Regions from separate parts of the Homo sapiens genome. Here region 2 is linked to region 1. The links are chromatin contacts, found by Hi-C or POLR2A ChIA-PET in ENCODE. All regions are on one chromosome and are shown on one strand. The core of a region is the stretch at or near the end of the contact, and the rest is flanking DNA. Distances in the headings are between cores, read along the strand shown.

Region 1 (6,574 bases), core at 2,520-5,019:
GGGTGCAGCCAGCACTCACCCCTCGGGGGTCCGAGGACGACGCTGCTCTCACGGTCACTCTCCTGTGACCCGAGAGCCAGAGCAGGACCCGCCACCCTCCTGTGCCGTGTCCCTTCCTGTCCACCATGTGTCAGGCCCACTGGACACGGTGCCCGGCAGCTTCACACACACAATTCGCCCTTCGTCGTGCACGAGGCAGTGTTCCAGCATGTTCAGTCACATAAGCTTCACCACAGCCATTTCGGAACATTTTCACCCAAAAAGAAATCCATACCCTGTAAGCAGCCTCCCCCCATCCCCCATCTCCCCCCATTCCCCTTGACCCACCCCCAGCACCCGCCAGTGCACCCCCTGCCTCTGTGCCTGGCCCACTCTGGCATTTCGTGTTAAGTGCAGTCCCACAGCGTGAGACCCTTTGTGTCTAGCTTCCTCCCGAGCGTGAGGCTTCCAAGCTTGGCTCCTGGTTCTAGCTGAGAGGCCTGCAGCAGGCACGGCCCACATGGACTCAGCATGTTCTCGGGCTGCATCCATTTTGGCTGCTGTGAACTTGCGTGCACCCGTTCCTGAGGCTGTGCCACACACCAGGAGTGGACCTGCCGGGGAAGGGGCGGCTCTGTCTCTCACACTTTCAGGAACCACAGGCCCTTCCCGTGCAGCTACAACCCTGCAAGAGGGGTCCGATTCCGCACGTCCTCCCCGCGATTCTCTGGTTTTGGCTGTGACCATCACAGGTGTGAGTTGGCATCTCACGAGTTAGAACACGCTGTCCCCACTCATGGCGGACTCTCTGGTGCCTCCATCCTTATATAAATTAAATTATAAATCGAATGGCCGGGCATGGTGGCTCATACCTGTAATCCCAGCACTTTAGGAGGCTGAGGCAGGCAGATCACTTGAGGTCAGTTCGAGACCAGCCTGGCCAACATGGTGAAACCCCATCTCTACTAAAATACAAAAATTAGCTGGGCGTGGTGGTACACGCCTGTGATCCCAGCTATTCGGGAGGCTGAGGCAGGAAAATAGCTTGAACCTGGGAGGCGGAGGTTGCAGTGAGCTGAGGTGACGCCACTGCATTCCAGCCTAGGCAACAGAGACTGTCTCAGAAATACAGAGATTGGGTCACTTCAACACACAGCACTAGGAAGTTTGGGGTAAGGTCATTTCCAAGCCGATGACATGATTTGGAAGCCCTCGTCCAATTCATATGGTCACTCTTCAGCCACCTGAGTTGGCTGTGGCTGGTCAGCCCTGACGCTCCTGCTAGAAAAGGGGCGGCCAGTACATTTTCTCCAGCTGTCTTTCATGCTGAATGAGACTCAAGAGATTCTTCAACGTACTCAGATTTCATAGGATTTTATTTTTCTACTAACACAGACAGACAGGGAAACCTACAAAAGGAAACGGAGTCAATTGTAAATGGCTGTAGTTACTGGTTACACGGAGTTGACAACACAAAGGATGCCTGGTGCTTGCGTGCAGAGGCTGCAGCCCAGGGCGGGGGCAGAGCTGAGCCCTCAGGAGGTGGTTTCGTGTGCAGAACTGAGCGGCCCTCAGAAGCAGGGCTGTTTTCCAGCCACCAACCAACGTTCAGAGCCAGCACCATGTGGCCGCTGTGCCTCTAGCCTGCTCTCCTCCAGGTGCAGGGGACACAGGACCTGCCGGCCCCATCCAGACATGGAGGAGCGTTTTGCTGCTTAACTCATGCTTAGCCAAGGCAGGCAGAGGCTGTGGGAACTGCTGAGCCCCGCTGTGATGTCTGGGACACGCTCTGGGCAGCAGCCGTCACTCTACAGCAATGCCAGCCCTAGTCTGGCTCCTCAGAAACATCTGGGGGCACAAGTGCAGCCTCTGCCCCGATTTGAACTTTGTTGATGGGGCTGATTCCCTTGGGAGACCATGCAAGCCAGACGTAGCCCAAGGCCTGGCCATCTGGGGCCTCTAGTATATAGAAGCAACCTCTTTATGGACAACCTTGTTACCACGTAACTCCCTGGGGTGTTTAAATAAATAAATATGCCACATAGAAAGGGAGGCCCAAGTCGGTGCCACTGCCCGCAGCCTGCAAATGTGACCACAACCTACAAAGCAGAAACTCACAGCCAGCCGAAGTGCAAAGTGTTGGGCCCTTGAAAGCTATCTCTTCAGTGCCACCGCCGCCTCCATGCAAGGCACAGGCCATGGCAGGGGACGCCCGGGACTCAGCCAGACAGACCTGACACCAGGCGCCACTGCTGCCTGAGGACCTCCCACGTCGGGTCCGTGTCCTCCTTCCCTGGAGCACCGGGGTGGGGATGGCACGTGTGAGCCAGCTCAGAGGCTGAACTGTGTGCCGTGCTCCTGGGGTGGGGTGGGGTGGGGAGGGCAGTCCTGGCTGTCGTGGGCTGTCGGGGGAACTCACTGTTCACTCTGCGCGCGTGTGCCCCTGGGTTTCAGTGCATTTGCCTGCGTGAGGCACTGATCGCACCTGTGGCTGTGGGCTGGGCCCTGTCAGTGCTTATGAAAAGAAGTGGCTGGTTTTCTAAAGGTGGATGGAGACTCGGACAGCTGCAAACACAGCCCGGCATGGCAGAGCCACAGCTGGGGGCCCCTTCCCGGAGCGTAGGCCCTGATGAACTGAACGTGTTCACCACACACCCGACAGATGATCCACCACGTTCTGGAAAAGCCGAGTTCCCTTTCCAGATGGCCCTGGCCCACGCCTCAGCTCATGAAATGTGGACCTGCCGAGCCCAGAGGCTCCCACACGAGGGTGACACGGGCATGGACAGAGTCCTCCAGCTTCAGTGCCTTGAGGTACAGAAACACAAAGACAGTCAAGGAACAGAGTGACTCGGAGGTGACCGGGGCCCTGAGCGGAGCCATGGCCAGGGCTGACGTTTCACCTTCATCATCAGGGACAGCTTCAGCTCCGGGTGCTCTTCCAAGAATGTTCTGGATGGGGTAGAAATGCAACCTAACCACTGGGTAAATCCAGCCAAGGAAAAGAACTTCCAGAAACCAAGGCAAGGGCTCACTGGCTTCTTGTGACCTGCGAGAAGATCTGGCCACGTCCAGGTCACTCCGGTAGCAGCGTCTGCCCTCAGATGCAAGGAAATCGTCCAGCCACGCCCTGATTTGCTGAGCCTGTTAAGGCTGAACAGGAGAGCCCTAGGTGACGGGCCTAGAAACTTCCGTAGGAAGCCCCATGGGCAGCTTGGGCGGCATCACTGGGGGACAGGTGTGTCTGCCGTCTGTTTCCCTGGGCCAAGCCCAGGCCCAGGCTGCCCACGCCGTCCTCCGTGCCTGTCCCAGAGTGCCGTGATGCTGTTGGGCATTAGGAGTAGATGGTGATCACCTCCCGGCCGCCACCCCTGACCAGGAGGACTCTGTTCAGCCCCTCGGTCAGGACTTCAAGAAACTCCATGTCTGTGGTCAACAGAGTTAAGGCCACAGCTGATCTTACCTGAGCGTGTGTAGCTGAAATCGTGATAGGAGTGAGGTTTATCCTCTCCTGGTTAGCTAAGATTTGGTTTGAGAAACCCAGAGCCAAGGTGAAAAGAGAGGTGGGGATTAGAGAGACCCCCCAGGCGGGGAGGAGCAGGGCAGGGGAGAGAGGGGCCAGTGCTCGGGAAAGAGAGGGAGCACCGTGGCCACAGGGAGGACGAGCAGAGACAGCGACACAGCCCACGGTGCTGACCCCACCCGACAGGGAACCCCAGCCACGGGACTGGGTCCTCACCAGCCTACAGGGGACCTGGGCCACGGATTCCGATCAGGACGCATGGAGGACATGCCCTCACTGGCCCCAGTTCTTGGTGCCAACCTGGCAGGGATGTGCCAGGCGTCACCCTGTCTGTGCCAATACGCCCAGATGCACTGCGGAGTTCTCCTTCCAAAGCACAAATTCCCAAAGCTGCGACCAATTGTGGCCTTAAAGCCGAGAGCTGGGCTCCTCACCTCCCACCGTTGTCGGCGCAGGGTGGGGCTGAGCCCCAGCGGAGGTCCCAGAATGCACAGCTGCTGTGGGGATGCATGACAGGGAGCCTCCCAGCCCCAGGGCAGCCCTGAGCACCTGGGGACAGTGGGGCTGGTACTGTAGGCGGGCCCTCCCTCCCCCACACCAATGCCAGGGCTGGCCCCAACTCTGGCCCGGTCACCACTGGGCTCAGAGCCCCACTGCATCCCGGTCGTAGCTCCCAGAGCCTGGGGCTGAAGGAGAGGCGGGAAGCCAGCCTCACTCCCAGCACCCACAAACCCAGGTCTTAGCGAGAAGCCACCAGGGGGTGCCCGCACGCTCAGCAGGCACACTGCAAGAAAGGATACAGTTCTCGTCTCCCTGCCGGTTTTTGGGAGGACCTGGCATGTTGAGCAGGACCAGCTGCGCATCCTGGGACTTGTTGAGGACGACGCCATTGAGCTTCACAGCCGTGTGCATCCGCCTGACGTTGGACTGGTCCCTGCAGGGGAGGTGGGCACGGTCAGCGGGCGGCGGGTGCACCCCACGCTCCGGACACGAGGCTGAGCTGAGCCCTGATGAGCTGCATTCACACGTGTTGGAAAGGGCTGTGTGAGTCAGGATCAGGCGGATTCTCTGACCCTGAAGGATGCAGAAGTGGCGGCTCCGAGCGAAAGGCGCTGACTGCAGCCAGGGCGGGCGTTCAGCAGCGGGATGCTTTGGCCTCCAGGGACCTAGAACTCAGCCCACTAAGGCTGCCAAGCTTCTAAGGGCTACAGTCACACAACACAAACCGCAAGCGCTTTCCTAACTACATCTACATCTGCAAAGCAGGCAGAACAGTGGAAGCCGTCTGGGTGGCCCATGTGCCTGACGCCTTCAAGGCTGACACGCTTCTCTTGACATCTACATCATCGCCCCTAAACCCCACGTCAGACACTGCCAAACACAGACCCGTCAGGCTGGGCACACATGGCCTCCTCTCCGAGGGTCCTGATACAACTGGGTCCAAGGGGCCGGAAGCTCAGGAAGGAAAGGCCCAGAGTCCCCCACACCGGCCTGTGCAGCCGTTGCTGCTGAAGCTCCCAGGCCTGACAAGGACAGGGTATGCCGAGGACTCAGCTGGAGGCACAGGCCCTCAGTGGCCACTACTGGGTCCCCTCCTACGGCCCACCCTGCCCCTGTCTGGCCAAGGGCTAAAGGACAAGCACTTCCACCGTGTGGCCGTCCAGCCCCCGCCTTCCGTCCTCACAACGCAGCTCTGCTCCACGACCCTCCCTGTCTGCTCTCTGAAGCTGCTGTGGCCGGTCCATGTCTCAAAGCGTCCCTGGCGGCCTGGGCCCGGCCACAGCCCCACAGGAGGCTCCCCAACCAAGTAGGTTTGGGGACACTGCAGAATCATGCTGTGAGGTGCTCAGGCCCTTGCGGGACAGAGCTTATCTCCCTCCTCTACCCCACGGTCCCCTCCTAGGCAGGCCCCTAAACTGCAGCAGAACTGGCGTTCCAGGAGGCCACCTGGGGAAACGCTGGGCGGAGGGGAGCACTTGCGTTTCTGTGTTGGAAAAACCCGGCCCGTGTGTGGACTTGAAAGTCGGAGCGGGTCTCAGGCCAGCTGCAGCCGTGCGGTCGTGACTGTGGCCCCCTGGGGGAGGTCACCAGCGCCCTGGACGCAGAGGGGCGGCGGCGGACAGACAGAGGCCGCCCATGCAGGGTCATGGAGAGGCCCCACGGACGCTATCCAGGCTCACGCCCTTTGATCCGCTTGACGCTTAAGCCACATAAACGTGATCATAACCACCAATTTCCAGGAGGAACACAGGGAGAGACCTTCTATCTTCTCTCCAGCCTGGTCTAATTACAGATGGGGTCTCTGTCCACAGCACAGTCAAGGGGCTTTCGTGCCAGGAACTTGGAACTTTGAATTCGACTTCTGGATAGACCACAATTACCAGTGTGTTTGGGGACAAAGAGCAGCTCCAGGAAGTGAAAGCAGGCCAGGAGCACAGGGGGGTCGGAGTGGGCAGCGTGTCCACAGCCAGTGAGTGCTGGGGTGAGGCGGAGACCTGGCCCTTGGCTACTGGTGGAGTATGCCGGCCGCCACAGCAAGGAGGACCAGTGCAGACACAGGCACAGACACGCACACTAATGTGTATACGCACACACACATACATGCAGACACACTGATGTGTACACACACAGGCATAGTCACACTAATACACAAGTGCATACACTATCATGTACAAACAGGCATGCAGTCACAATGTGCAAATGCGTGCAGACACACTAACATGTAAGACATGCATAGTATGTGCACACAGACATGCACACTAACGTACGTGGACGTGCACACAGGCAGGTACACGTCCACCGGCAGGTGCGCTGACAGGTACATGCGAGCACGCACACAAACAGACATCCGTTAAGTGTGCTCCCGGGGACGTCACAGTAAGCCACGCACATCTCACGCCCGCACTGCCCAGAAGAGGTCAGGGCCGACCTCCAGATCTTCGGAGGGCTTCTCCCAGCCCAACCCCGAGAAACTGCTGGGCCAAGAGAGTCAATGCCATCCCAGACGCACGCCACACATGAATACAAAGCCCACGCGTTGTCCATTCTGGCCCACCTTCTCCTGACCCTACA
Region 2 (6,574 bases), core at 1,709-4,208, 41 kb after region 1:
TAAAACTGAGAGCCCAGGGCAGAGGTGACAGCAAGGCTCCAGGGACAATTGTTGCTGTGACTTCCCAGCGAGGCTTCAGCTAACGCAGGAGCCGACAGGCAGAGCTCCAGGCAGAGACGCGGTCCACACAGGGGCCCCTGCCCTCCAGGCTCAGCCTCAAATCCCGCAGCCCCGTGACAGGCGAGTCAGAAGCTGGTTCTCGGCCAAAGGCGGGGGATCCTGACTCCTCACGGAAGGGCATGGCCGGCCTTGGCCTCTTGGTTCGCGCCTAAAGGCAACTTTTAAGGCTCAACCTGACCCAATTTCAGGCGCGGGAGGCTGGAGATGCCTGGGCCCTTGAAAAGGCTCCTCAATGGGAGCAGGTCTGCTGGGGATGAGCCTCTGAGCCTGGCAAAGAGGACCAGGGGCGGCCCCTGCCCTTCCACCCCAGGGGCCGAGCCACGGTCCCCTAAGGGAGCCGAAGGAGTCACTGCCAACTGAAACCCGCCACCGTCAAACAACAGGCCTGCTGGGGTCACGGGCCCTGGTCCCTCCACGACTGAAACGCAGGCAGCATCAGCCTGGGGTACCTGCATATTGTCCCTGAGGGACAGAGGCCTGAGAGCCACCAGCCTGGGGGTAGGGTTGCCAGGGAGGGCCAGGGAGAGCCTTCCAGGTGGGAACCTCCTGGGCCCTGGCCCACAGTGTGCCATGAACAAACACACCTGCCTGGACGTTTCAGTCATGTCTCAGTACCAAGTAGGGTGAGAGAAGCTGGGGTGTGCTCTCTATGGGCACCTCATGGCAGGCTGGGCTCCATCAGGCAGAGGGGTTGGAGCTGGATGTCCAGGCCAGTGGTGCCTGAGCCCAGCCGAGCTGGAGCTAAAGCCTGTTCCCGGAGCACTCGGACCAGGCCCGTGGGAAGACACCTGCTCCCTGGAGAAAGCCAACATCTCCCTAGGACACAAACTCCAGCACACAGGCGGACAGACAGGGAAGGCCTGTGGCTCCTGAGTTTTGGTGCCAGAGTACCAGCCTGAGCCCATGAGGCCTCAAGGTAGTGCCCAGCATGCGTGAAACCCCAGAAAGGTGCTGAGTGCTGAGCCCGGCAATACCCAGTTCCACAGCGTCCACGTGCGGAAAGGTACTGAGTGCTGAGCCCGGCACACCACCACCCAATTCCGCGGCGTCCACGTGCGGCACGGCAATACCCAGTTCCGCAGCGTCCACGTGCAGAAAGGTGCTGAGTGCTGAGCCCGGCAATGCCCAGTTCCACACCATCCACGTGCAGAAAGGTGCTGAGTGCTGAGCCTGGCAACACCCAATTCCGCAGCGTCCACGTGCAGCAGTGATGGTCCCACCCCAAGGGCTGGCCGAGCTACAGACAGGGGGGGCGGCCACAAGCTCCCCGAGCCGGGAAGGACCCAGCAGGGGAACCAGAAAGAGGTCCAGAGATGCAGCTTCTGAAGAGGCCACTACCCTGTCCTGGGACAACAGCCAGGGCTGAGGGCCCTCATCAGGCCAGGCCCCACCCCAAGGTGGTCTCACGGTCACGTCCCTCGTCTCCGGTTACTTCAACCCCAGATTGAGGCTTCTCAAAAACAAAACCAAATGTCTTCAAGTATTTTGGAAATGCAGTATTAATTCCGCTGTGTTTACAGTAAAAGGAAGGAAAGAGACATCTTGAGCGGCCTGACTTCCCGACTGCTGTGTGGGACCCAGGTCAGCAGAACACTGGACGCTGGCAGGAGGCACTCAGGGGTGGCGTCGACGCAAAGCGCAGAGCCCAGGCTGGGAGGATGCAGGGGAGGGCAAGGAGCCGGCCGACGGACGCCCCACTTGGTGGAGGTCACACGCAGCAGGGGGGCCCACCCTCCCTGGACCTGGGGGCGCCTGGCTCAGCACCTCCTTCCTTCCTGCTCACTGGCCTCTACCTGGCACTACAAAACCCTCCCTTCTGAGAAGATAGGGATCTCCTGATGGTATTTTTAGAGTTAGAAAGTTAAGGAAAATAATAGGGGAATTTAAAAATCACCCTAAAAAGCCAACGTATGCCCTTAGCTGTCTGCCGAAGGAGGGGGGCACAGGCTCGGGGCTGACTCGGGAAATGACAATTTTGTGTCAAGACTGGGGGAGGCCGTCGCCCGGCTTCAGAGCAGGGCCTGCGCTGCTTGGTTTCTTCCGGTGGATTATTTTTTTTTGTTTTTTGTATCTTATTCTAGAGCAACACAGACATATTTGAAAGAAGATTTAAAAAGCAGAGGGAGTTGAGAAGAAACTGAGCCACCCGCCGCACCCCCACAGCGAGGACCTAAGATCTCCCCCAACACGGGTCCAGGGTCTTTCTCGCCTGTGAGCGTCACCTCAGGGCCTCAGGCCTCAGGGTGGCTCTCAGGCAACCCGTCTGTACAGGACGGCAGAACCCTCCCGAGGATGCTCAAGGGGTTTCCACACCTCGTCACCCACAGAAACCACTCAAGGGAAACCTTTCCCCACTGCACCCCCCTCGTTTCCTAGGACGGATTCCTGGAAACAAATCCTCAGGGAATAAAACTGCAGGGAAAATGCTACCAGGCTAAGTGTCCTGGACAGGAAATGAAAAGGAGGGCGGCCCCTGGGAGCACCGAGGCCACAGCACCCTCTGGAAGGGGCCACGTCCCGGCCTCTCGGCACCATTCAGACTCCTCTCCACAGCAGGGGATGGGGCCGCTCCCGCAGAACGAACAAAACACCCCAAGTTCATTTCTCGACAGGGAACCCGGCCACCCAGATGCATGGGGGTGTCACGCTTCCCCGGACGGTGGAGAGGGAAGAGGCCTGGACAGGAGCTGCAGGGCAGGCACCATCGAGCCCTCCCAGGAAGAAAGGGCTGGACGTGGCCATGATACCAGAGCTCAGGGCAGCTCTTCTGACAAGCAACTGCCTTGCCGGCGTGATCTAACCCTGCCGGGACACACGGGGCGGGGACTGGGCGGGCACGGGCAGGGTGGCAGTACCTTGGCCTCCCGCCGCCGGCTCTCCTCGTCCTCCTCGTGCTCCACCACGCCCTGGCTCAGGTTGGTGTAGTTGGCCAGCTTGTTGAGCAGCGAGGACACCATGGGGTTACTGTCCATCTCCTCCTGCGCGGCGTGGACATGGTCACAGGCGGCCCGCACCTCGCCGTGGGCCCCCCGACCTCCCTCCCCGTGTTCAGGGTGTGGAGCTCAGGCCCTCCCCGGGTCCTCAGCCCCTGGGTCTGAAGCAAGCCAGAGAGGCCTGGACACCTGTGTGGCAGGTCTGAGTCCGAGGCCAGGGCTCCAGGCCTCACTGAGTGGGGCCACCCACCCATGGCAGGGACCCCAGGGTGTCCAGCACTCAGCAGCTCAGAGGGGTTCCCGTGGGGCCGGAGCACCCTAGATCCAGGAAGGAGCCCAGAAGGCACCAGCCGAGGAGCACGTCCCAGCTCAAGTGCGGGACTGGGCCCCCGCCACAGCCTTCAGGACAGGGAGGCCCCAGTTCCTTCCACGTGGTGTCCAGTCCTGTGGGAGGCCCCGGCCTGGGGGCCCCCAGGGGCTCCTTTACTTTTCCACATCAAAGCAACGGCCCTGGCACCTTCTTCTTCTAAAAAGTAAAGTTACCTCGAAAAGTGCCATGTTCTTCCCTTCAAAGAAGCTCTCTTGTTCCACCTCGACATTGTTGAGGAATGGGCTGTTTTCTCTTGGATTTCCATCTCCTAGTGAGGGAAAAACAATTCAGAGTCAGCTTAGAAGGAACTAAAAGCAAGCACAGAAGGCCAACTACAGATCTTGCACGGAGGGCTCTGGTCCCCACCAGCTGTCACCTCTAAACCATGGCTAAGGGTGATACTTCTCACACACTCTCCTTCCTTCCACACATCTGTGTTCCAAAGAAAGGGGCATTTCCCAGGGTGCACGCTAGTCCCAGGACACATGCTAGCCCCAATGCGCAAGCTATCCCCAGAACACAAGCTATCCCTAGGACACAAGCTATCCCCAGAACACACGCTAGCTCCAGGGCATACGCTATCCCCCACACACATCATCATTGAAGACAAAGCCCCTGAAAGCCTCGGCAAGTGAGCTGTTCAGCCCAGGGCAAGGGTACCTCCCTCTGGCGTTGAAAATCTCTCATTCAGCCAAATGTGGGCAAAATTCTCACTCTTAAAAGTCGGGGTGGCACCTCCTAGCCTTGCTGCTTAATCCGCCATTTCGGAGGGACACAGAGGACTTCCCACTGTTCCCTGTTGAGGACGCCGCCCACAGGCTCTCTAGGTAAATGAGCCCCTCCTGAGTCTTTCAGGAAGGCTGGGCCGGCGACCCCTCCATGGGGCTGAGCCCAGGCTTCGAACCAGGGGGTAATCCTAGCAGCTGCCCGAGAGCATGAGCAAGGGAATTGGTGGGGAGGAGGACTTGAGGCTCCCTGGCAGGTTGAGGCCCGATGGCCCATGTGACGGTGTTAGAAGATAGGGTCGGTAGGAGGTGGGGGCGGTAGGAGGCGGGGGGCCGGTAGGAGGCGGGGCCGGTAGGAGGTGGGGCCCGTAGGAGGTGGTGAGGTGTGGAAGGGGATGAAAGTCCCTACCCCCAGGCCTCAGCAGCAGAGCTGTCGCCCTCCCACCCTCCATGGGAGGACACGGCAGGGAACCTAGGGCCCTCGCCAGACCCCAAACCTGCCCAGGCCTTGGTCTAAGACTTTCAGCCTCAAGAACTCTGAGAAGTTTCTGTGTTCATGAATCACCTGACCTGGGGGACTGTCACAGCAACACAAGGAACTCGGCACAGGCCACTGCAGAGACCACAGCCTGCCCGGGACCCCTGAGCAGCCCATGGTCAGAACAGGGTCTGCAAATGCACATGCCCCAGCCAGGCACGGTGAGGAGCTGAAGGGCATCAAACCATAGCCACCCACGCACCCCAGGGCCCTCAGGGCCCTCTGCCCCATGTGCTGCACACCAGCTCCCCAGACTGGGAACGACCAAGCCGGGACCCTTCCTAGGGGTGCTCGGCCCATCCTTGCCCAGTCCACCCTAGCCCTGCACAGAATGGTGTGGGACCCTGAGGGTGCAGAAGAAACGGTCAAGGCAGGATGCGAGGTGGCCGGAGGAGGGCAGGCCAAGACCTCATCACTGCACCAAACAACCCCAGCTGGGAGGGTGGGCATTCTCTATGGGACATTTCAGATGTGCCAGAGCCCACTGGCGGCCACCCTGGCTGGCTGACAGGCACCAGCCGCAGGAGTGGTGGGTTCCAGCCGTGCCAGCAAAGAGGGCATCGCCGTCTGGGGGCAGGCGGGCAGCACGTGCTCCCAGTAGGGTGCCTGGGGCGGAAAGCACAGCCTTCAGGGTGTGCAGGTCCTTGGTGCGACCATGAGTGACTGCAGATGCCTAGACCATGGGGCACACCACAGAGAGGCCAGTGCCACGGAGCAGCGGCCCCACCCCTCAAAAACGTCAGGGAGACAACTCAGAGGAAGCTCCAGGTGACAGAGACGGTCAAATGCACGCACAACCTCAGACTTCTTTTTCTAGAGACCGTGATTGGGCCAGTTGGTGAGATCTGAAAAAGATCTCTCGTGTGTGATCATTAACTCCCTGATTCTGGTGACTGCACTGCAGAGATTCTGAAAGAAACGTGCTTGCTTTTAGGAAATACGCCTGTGAGAGGCACCACGTCAGCTGCTTACTCCCAACAGTTCAGAAACAAACGTGGGAGTGAAAGACGGAGACCTGGGGCAGGGCAGGAGGCAGGAGGGACACAGCCAACATGGCAGGAGGTTGGCATTTGGGCAACGGAGGCCAAGGGCAGATGGGCGTTCTCCACACTGGTCTTGCAACCTTTCTGAAATCTAAAATTACATGGAAATCAGGTTAAAAGAAAAATTACACATACTTTCAACTAAGAAAATATGTCTAAATGTCTTTCCCATCAATTATAGGTGTCTTTCCAAGATGAGTCCCATCCAGGGCCCTTCCCCACTCCTCTTCAATGGTTTCAGTGGATTCCTGCTCAGGCCCTTTTTCTGGACACAACGGCCAACTGTTTACAGAGAGATCAGTGGTGACTGGCGACACTTTCTGGAGTCAATGGAAGATGAAGGACCAGGAGCCTGGTGCAGCTATTCTTAGAGGGAGGGAGGGAAGGAAGAAAGGAGGGAGGGGGGAAGGGAGGGAAGGAAGGAGGGAGGAAGGAAAGGAGGGAGGGGGGAAGGGAGGGAAGGAAGGAGGGAGGAAGGAAAGGAGGGAGGGGGGGAGGGAGGGAAGGAAGGAGGGAGGGAAGGAAGGAGGGAAGGGAGGGAAGGAAGGAGGGAGGGAGGGAAGGAGGGAGGGAGGGATGAAGGGAGGGAGGGAGGGAAGGAAGAAAGGAGGGAGGGAGGAAGGGAGGGAAGGAAGGAGGGAGGGAGGGAGAGACCCGAGGGTTTCGGGTTCTCCCTCCCACGCAGCCAACCCCACAGACAACCTTGGACAAAGTCACAGCTGCTTGGGCTCAAGTTTCTCTTCCCCGCAGGAAGGGTGCGTGGCTCCGGAGGCTCAGCCCTGCCTGCCCTTCTCCACCAGGAGTGCAGCTTGGGGCTCCGCTGCCCGGCCTACATCCCTTCTGGA

What was found. Hi-C counts contacts between places; a loop is a spot of excess contacts on that map. ChIA-PET counts read pairs that join two places held with the same protein, here RNA polymerase II (POLR2A). Pooled maps may share reads with other maps.
Region 2: a loop to region 1 is called in a map of heart right ventricle, with 2.3 times the contacts of the local background. The contact joins two enhancer-like sites. A Hi-C loop is called at or near these places in 9 of 168 maps with a recorded cell type or tissue (HepG2, KBM-7, Right ventricle myocardium inferior and 5 more) and 3 of 50 pooled maps. POLR2A ChIA-PET finds 5 or more read pairs at or near these places in 6 of 52 experiments (H1, HEK293T, K562 and 3 more).

Annotation. Positions count from the first base shown.
Region 1 is chr5:1,049,047-1,055,620 of GRCh38, forward strand. It overlaps SLC12A7 (solute carrier family 12 member 7), which reads right to left. Exons shown (of 24, transcript NM_006598.3): 23 at 4,303-4,436; 24 at 1,338-3,405. The coding sequence ends at 3,314. Among named protein-coding and RNA genes, the nearest start is that of MIR4635, 11 kb to the right of the region's middle. Within about 2 kb of position 3,770, at least 4 of the 41 ENCODE cell types and tissues checked have a DNase peak (open chromatin) inside an H3K27ac peak, as active enhancers do; they include heart right ventricle, where a contact is called at or near this core.
Region 2 is chr5:1,090,558-1,097,131 of GRCh38, forward strand. SLC12A7 (solute carrier family 12 member 7) reads right to left here. Exons shown (of 24, transcript NM_006598.3): 2 at 3,597-3,691; 3 at 2,976-3,098. Among named protein-coding and RNA genes, the nearest start is that of SLC12A7, 18 kb to the right of the region's middle. Within about 2 kb of position 2,959, at least 3 of the 41 ENCODE cell types and tissues checked have a DNase peak (open chromatin) inside an H3K27ac peak, as active enhancers do; they include heart right ventricle, where a contact is called at or near this core.